3 separate regions of the Mus musculus genome follow, and all the other regions are linked to region 3. A link is a loop called in an ENCODE intact Hi-C map of the cell type or tissue named here. Cell type or tissue: heart. All regions are shown on one strand.

Region 1 (2,500 bases), 260 kb after region 3:
ACCAGTAAAGAGAAGCAAATTGGGTAAGGGTGTGGGGAGGCAGAAGCACATTGTGAAACATTTAATCAACCTTTGATCATTTCCCTTTAAGATGTCAGGGTCACTGTTTTGAGGAAGGTAGAAAATAAAGATGTTTCCAGGTAAGACTTTGCCCAGTCCTGACATTCCTGGTATTCTCATTTTCCTGCTTCATTTACATTTTCTGTTATTTCTGTTGCTATGACAACTCATAAGTATGGATGCTAATGGTATGTGAGATAATGCTATAGTTTACACAGCAAAACAATGCCTTGCAACTTCATGTTCTATGTATTTACATACACTCGGGTCTTTAATAAACTAATTTATTTACCAGTTTAGCCACCTCTTCATACATAGATATTTCCACCCGTAGCACCATTGTCTTCATCACAGGAAGTATAAATTAATTTGCTAAGTGTACAGAGGGAAAAGAAAAGTTTACCCCAAAGCAACAATGAACTGTAAGTTGGGTTTATTATTTTAGGGGGAGACTTTTATTTTTATTCCTTTATTAATCATTTTATTTGTTTACATTTCAAATGTTATCTGCCTTTCTGGTCTTTCCTCCACATATCTCCCACCCCTCCCCCTCCCCTTTGCCCACACACCTACTTCTACCTCAACCCTCTAGCATCCCCCCTCTCTGGGGCATCAAGCCTCCACAGGACCAAGCACCTCCCCTCCCACTGATGCCAGATAAGGCAGTCCCCTGATACATATGTAGCAGGAGCCATGGACTGCCAATGTATACGTTTTAGTTGGTGGTTCAGTCCCTGGGAGCTCTGAGGGGTCTGGTTAGTTGATACTGTTGTTCTTCCTATGGGGCTCCCCTTCAGCTCCTTCAGTCCTTCCTCTAACTTTTCCACTGGGGTCTCTAGGTTCAGTGCAGTGGTTGGCTGTGAGCATCTGTATGTCTTAGGTGCTGGTAGAGCCTCTCAGAGGACAGCCACACCAGGCTCTTATCTGCAAGCACATCTTGGCAATAGCAATAGTATTGGGGTTTGGTGTTTTCAAATGGAATGGATCACACAGTAGGGCAGTCTCTGGATGGCCTTTCCTACAGCCTCTGCTCCATTTTAGTCCCCAAATTTCCTTTAACTCAGAATTGTCCCTGTCTAGTCTAGATTAGTTTTAATTCAGAAGACTGAGGAAGGAAAAAAAAAAGTCATCGTTTTCTTTTCCTTGCTTAATAGTGACCCCCGCCCCCAAGGCTTTCACCTTTAAATATAATCAGGCATCAGTCCATGAGGCACTCCAGCAATGCAAGGTGGTGACAGGGATCCATCTGTATTTACGTCCTGTTTTCGTTAAACCTCTTAGGTTTTACTCCTCTCTGCCAGTGGGCAGCATTGTGGAACACAGGCATGTGTGGGTTCATCTCCCTTCCAGTTGACCCATGCTTTATGACATTTGTGTGGATTTACTGCTCTCTGCTGGTTTAACACTGGCAACTACAGCAGAACTTGATTTTCTCCTCTGTCACATCCTTCACCAGCTGCCACGTCTTGTTACATTTGTTGTGTTTTCCTGCCATCTTGTGATCATTTTATGGAAAATGCTTTCGCATTACTGGTAAGGATGTGTTTGTTGGACCATTGCTCAAAAGGTCTTTTTATTTCAGCCTCCATGTCCATGTCTTCGAAATATTCCATTGGCAATTGTGTAATATCTGAATCTGATCATACTTACACACCTGTATTATCTTATGCCAGGAGCCCTGACATACTTCAGACGGAAGTTTCCTTTTCCATGGGAGGGAGGCATTCATCTACAGATTCCAACAAAGCCTCCAGTGGAGACATCTCCCCTTATGACAACAACTCCCCAGTATTGTCTGAGCGCTCCCTGCTGGCTATGCAAGAGGACAGGGCCCGGGGGGGCTCGGAGAAGCTTTATAAAGTGCCAGAGCAGTATACACTGGTGGGCCACTTGTCATCGCCAAAGTCAAAGTCAAGAGAAAGTTCTCCTGGACCAAGGCTTGGAAAAGGTAACTGAAGCCTGGCTGGGACAGCCCAATTGCTTAATCACCTGCCTGTGGATGCAACATGGGTGGGCCATATTGGACCTTCTTCATCAGGCCCTTGTTTATTGTTTCTGCAATTCGAAGAACATTTACTGAGTATCTGCTAAATACAAAAGATGGGAGGAAGGGATGGTAACCCCAAGGCATTGACTCAGAAGGTCCTTTCAACCTCTGATTCTCAAATACCTGTGAATTGAGTGTATGCCCCAAACAGCAACTCATTTTCCCAAATGACCTTTTAAGGTATCCAGAGGGTTTGCATTGCTTAGTTGCTAGTCTAAGATGTCACTCAATTTTTCATAAAGCAAAGGTGCTTAATCTACCATATAACAATGCAATGTACCAAAACCAGACAATGTCAGCATCCAGGGACAAAAAGCACTAGCCTGGGTATCACAATGATGTTATGCCAATTCCAGCTATCAGGATGTCAAAGGAATAACTAAGTTCCACAGA
Region 2 (2,500 bases), 99 kb before region 3:
GATTAGTTTAGGGATCTTATTGCCTCAGTGCTGTTCTTGGTTGGAACTAACTTTCTCAAGGGAGAGCATGGGTACAATCCTGGAGGGGTGCGTAGTATTAGATTCTGCTTTTGCTGCTTAAGGGAGCGCACAAGGAGGATTAAGTGTTAGAATACTGTACCCAGCAGGTCAAGGTAGGGGATTTCTGTAAGCGTCAGGTCATCCTGACCCACAGAGGGGACTCTGTCCAATATATACACATATGTACATATGTGTGTATGTATATATATATATATATACACACATATGTGTGTCAATTAGAGCAAGATCAAGTTTGTCCGCCTCTCATTTTAGATGCACCTGGCTTTTGTTCTTTTATTTATTCACTTTATATTCTGATTGTTGTAGTCCATCCCAGTTGCCTCTCTCACAGTCCCTCCCTCCATCCCCCTTCCCCTTCTCCTCTGAGAGGGTGGAGCCCCACCCTGGGTATCCCTGACCCTGACACATCAAGTCTCTATAGGGCTAGGCACATTCTCTTCCACTGAGGCCAGACAAGGCAGCCCTGTTGGGGAATGGATTATGAAGTCAGGTAACAGTTTTAGGGACAGTCCCCACTCCAGTTGTGCAGGACCTACATGAAGACCAAGCTGCACATCTGCTACATATGTGCAGGGGACCTAGGTCCAGACTGTGTAGATGCACCTGACTTTAACGATTGCAATGCCAGGATAAAGCTCAATGCTTAATATAGTATGAACCAAAAATTAAAGTATTTTGTTTATAGTGTATATGTGCGTGCATGCACACCAATGTGTATGTGGGTGCATATGAACACTAGTTCATATGTAGAGGTCAGAAGACAAGTAGCAGGTGAGATCCACAGGGTGGAGTCATGGAGGCTGAACTCAGGTTGTTACGTTCTACAGCAAGTACCTTTTATCTGTTGAGTCATCTCTCTGGCCGCTGTAATGAATTTTAAAGAAGCAAATTTCAAATATTGATATTTAGCATGTGATGCAGTCCAGGATTAAGAAAGAAATATTAGAGTTAAAAATACACGAACCTTGAAATGAAGTGAAACTGAGGAAAGTTCATCCAGAGATTTTGACAACTACAAAAAGCCCCCCCCCCCTTTTTTTTTTTTTTGCTTCTTATTCCACTCACCTTGCCAGCAGAGGGCAGCAAGGGCTCATACAAGAAATGGCATGTTTGCACTTCGCCTTAAAAATAAATAACCTACCTGACTACCTACCTACGTACTTGTTGACCAAAATGAAAGCTTCCTGTATACAAAAGAGGGCAAAACAAGGCGTTAAAGAAATCCTGAATTTAGAATGTCCTTGCAAATTCACTCTGCAGGCAAATTGATAGATCTGTGATATTGATGCAATACTACTAGACCTTCCTCTTTTAAACATGACAAAGGACTAAATGTAGAAAAATGTTTGGGAAAGTTGTGGATTCATTCATTCATTCATTGGACATCAATTCACTAATATGTTCTAGTACTTGATTCAGAGACTCTGGGATGAATGTTACATACTCATTTTTCCAATAACCTATTACAGATTGCCTAAATGTAGCATAGCTGGGCTGTAATTGACATTCAAACAGCATGGTAGGTAGTAAGGCTTGACTTGAATTTCCAGAGGACAGTGCTGCCCTGTTGTCCCCTCCTCCCCCACTGTCCCTTTACTTATTCTCTTTCTAACTACCCAAAACTCTCAAGTTTTCTTTATATTCAACAAGTTCTCTACTTCTTTGGGAATTTGTTTTGCTTGTCCAAGCCTAGAACAAATTTTTATACCTGTCTGCATGGCCCATATTGTGCTTTCACAACGTCATATTTTCTCTCTCTCTCTCTCTCTCTCTCTCTCTCTCTCTCTCCCTCTCTCTCTCTCTCCCCCTCTCTCTCTGTGATATTCATGCATGATTTTTGGGTGCACATTCATGTGCCCACATGCAGAGGCTAGAGAGACATGTCAATTATAGCTTTATGCCTTGTTGCCTGAAGACAGGGTCTCTCATTGAATCTGAAGCTTATAAGTTAGGCTATGCTGGTTAGCTAGAGCTATCGGAATCCACACAGTCCTGGGATTGCAGCATTCATATCCATGCTCAGCTTTTCCTGTGGGCATTTGGGAATTTGCAATTTGTCTTAAAAACAAATAACCTACCTACCTACCTACCGACTGACCAACCTACCAACCTATAGACTTACCGACCTACCTACCTGCTGACAAAAGTGGAAGCTTTCTGTATACAAAAGAAGGCTAAACCAGGCATTAAAGAAATTCTGAATTTAGAATGCCCTAAATTCAGATTCTTATGCTTGCCCATAAAGGGCTTTTACCTACCAAGTCATCACTTCTAGGCCGCTTACAGTATTTACAACACAAGTACGTTGTATTTCTTTATCAGACAAGTTTACTTGTTGACACTCTGTGTCCTGTGGAAAATATAGGTTTGAACATTTGCCTAAATACTTGAGGGGTCCTCCTGAGGAAAATATTGCTAG
Region 3 (2,500 bases):
ACACAGTCTCCAGATTCTTCTGCCACCCTACCCCATGCCCTATACCTCTTCTGCATTTCTTTCTGAGGAAACTTGCTGACATTTTTTTTAATGAGGTGTTTTAAAGGACAGCTTTCCATGGAGGGATTTTACAGCAGAAGCCAATTGTATGAGTTATTTTGAAGCTCCAGTGTGTGTGCTAAAAACGAGTTGGTTTACCTGGCAGTGTTTGCCATTAGTTATCCTCTTTATAACTCCTTGTTCAATGCTGCCGCTTACCTACCCTACAGTGTATGCCCAGATCCAGTTAGGGTGTGAACTCACTCCTGTTGTAACAAATCCTCTAGGACTAGCCCTTCAGCAGGTTTCCCTACACTGCTTGGCTAGTGTAAGCTCCCTTAGCCACCACTCTTTCCGGATCTCCTAGCTTCAACAGGTCCTGGGGGGACAGTAATACTTACATCCTTCTCAAACACCTGAGATCTCGAAGAGTCTCAGCACTTTGAGACTCAGATCAAGACTTTCCAAAACCTTCAACTCCACCCTCCCTTGAGAAGGGTGGGAATCGCCTTCCAGTGGCAGAAACCCAGCTTCTTCAAAGTTACTCAAAAATATCTCTCGAAAAGCTCTTCTCTCTACAGGTATTGAAGCCCCAGTGTTGATTGTCAGGGCCAGCGGGAGGAACTGAGTGCTAGGTGGCGGGACATTGGCCAGCCTGACACCTGTCTTGGGCGACCTCTGTGACTGCAGCCTCCAACAGCTGGCAGCGGCCACTGCCTCAGCAGGGGCCCGCCAGGAGCGGAAGGAATTAAACGCCCGCCCATCTCATCAGACTTGGCCGCTCCCTCCTCCTCCTCTCCCTCCCCCCTGCTCGCTGCCTCCTCCTCCCGGTCCCCACAGGCTCTGCCGCAGGACTCAGTGCCAGCTACGCTAGGAGCCAAGCTCAGGCTCAGAGCGCTCAGAGCACAGCAGGGCTGACGCCCAGGGCTTTCTCTGAGATGGCAGTGAAGTAAGGGGACCACTTGATAGACGCCAGGACCCTAAGCTGAGCTGGAGAGCCTGCTGCTCCTCCAGTAGGGGACATGGGGGACCCGTCCTACAGCGAGAAACCCCGTCTGCACTACGCGGTAAGTGAGTGTCCCGACCGGCGAGGAGACGAAAGGGGGCGCCACTTGGCTGGCAAAAAGGATACTGTGTGGAGGTGATGGGATTCTTGTTCTCAGAGGTCTTTTGGCTTGGGAACAGGGCTCGGGAATTGGGTGTGCCGGGTACCTCACCCAGGAGTGCCACCTGCTCCAGAACTAAGTCAACCATGCTTCTCAAAATCCCTGAGTAAGAGTCTGTGTGCTGAGTGTCCCTGTTCCTGTGACTTGAGCAGTGGTCACTTAGTCCACTACCTGGGCCTGGACCTCTTTACTACCTCGCTGTTTAGGACTAAAATGTAGGTCTTCTGGGGCGTGGCTAGCCTTCGGTCAGATTTAATGCAAGGACTAGAATCGAGCTAAAAAGAAGTAAAGGCTGCCCACTGATCTGAACACAGTGGAGTTGCTGAAGAAATGTCGCAGGGAGCTTTGAGTGCACCGAGTTTACTCCTTGGAAGGAGTTTGTGCATTTCCTTAGGAGTTTGCAAAGGGACAGAAGGTTGCCAACTATCTGCTTAATACCAGCGAGTCCTCTGTTGGAGTCTTCTTTTATCTCACGGTGATCTCTCTTCCCTCTGTTGACTTAAGTGTCCCACAAATATTTATTGAGGACTTATTTTGTGCTGAACATTGTTCTAGGGTCTGTAGGTACCTACCCCAGCATATGTGCTAGACAGAAATCTCATTGAGCTTGTGTCCTTTGAAGGAGTCAAGGTTTTACGTTAATGGCTAACCAAACAAGATTCTAGATTAAGCTTAATTTTTTTTTTTTTTTTTTTTTTTTTTTTTTTTGGAGAGGAAGGAAAGCAAGCAAGAGGGAATTACAAAGGTATTTGACGAATGAGCACTACTTCTGAAGATTGCCAGGAGGGGGACAGGCAGCAGGTTTTGGATATTTTATTTTCAATTTTGAAAATCAGTAGTTTTGAGGTGAAACATCACTGTTGTTCTGCTCTCTGCTACTTTACTGAGCTTTTCCTGACATGCTTTTCACTGTTGAGATCGAGCATTTGACTGCCAATTAAAACAAACAAACAAACAAACAAACAAAAAACTGGAGAGATACAGACAAGACAGAGAGCTGACAAGTAAAACAAAATCAATATTCATAGTAAGGCAAAGGCAGTTAGCTGTCTAGAATTCACATCTTCCCAATCCACTTTCTATATTAAAACTACATATATTTTTTATTTAAAGGAAGGATTTGATGTGGATATGAGCGGTAGGCTCAGAGGTTCAGAAGCTTCCTGAGCTGGTCCTGGATCAGCCATCAGGGCAAATCGAGTATGTCTCGAATGCCACTTTCCTCCAATGGAAAGGGGAGGCTCTGAGCTAGGAAATTGTTAAGTTTCTTTCCAAAGCCAAGGTTCAAGGAACAA

Evidence for each region. Hi-C counts contacts between places; a loop is a spot of excess contacts. Peaks named below come from ENCODE experiments on the same cell type or tissue, not always from the same donor. Only the 100,000 strongest peaks of a DNase experiment are listed, where the experiment ranks them.
Region 1: it touches region 3 in a loop (4-fold over the local background); 10 of 42 quality-filtered maps call a loop at or near these places.
Region 2: it touches region 3 in a loop (7-fold over the local background); 5 of 42 quality-filtered maps call a loop at or near these places.

The regions. Positions count from the first base shown.
Region 1 is chrX:169,298,330-169,300,829 of GRCm38, forward strand. Arhgap6 (Rho GTPase activating protein 6) reads left to right here. Exons shown (of 13, transcript NM_009707.4): 11 at 1,734-2,008. Among named protein-coding and RNA genes, the nearest start is that of Hccs, 21 kb to the right of the region's middle. In heart, a CTCF peak has its summit at 1,466 (motif pointing left); no DNase peak of the experiment used is centred here.
Region 2 is chrX:168,936,983-168,939,482 of GRCm38, forward strand. All of the region lies in intron 1 of Arhgap6 (Rho GTPase activating protein 6), which reads left to right. Among named protein-coding and RNA genes, the nearest start is that of Arhgap6, 140 kb to the left of the region's middle. In heart, a CTCF peak has its summit at 1,173 (motif pointing right); no DNase peak of the experiment used is centred here.
Region 3 is chrX:169,035,761-169,038,260 of GRCm38, forward strand. All of the region lies in intron 1 of Arhgap6 (Rho GTPase activating protein 6), which reads left to right. Among named protein-coding and RNA genes, the nearest start is that of Amelx, 150 kb to the right of the region's middle. In heart, a CTCF peak has its summit at 1,114; a DNase peak (open chromatin) is centred at 951; H3K4me3 peaks cover 1,246 bases; H3K27ac peaks cover 336 bases.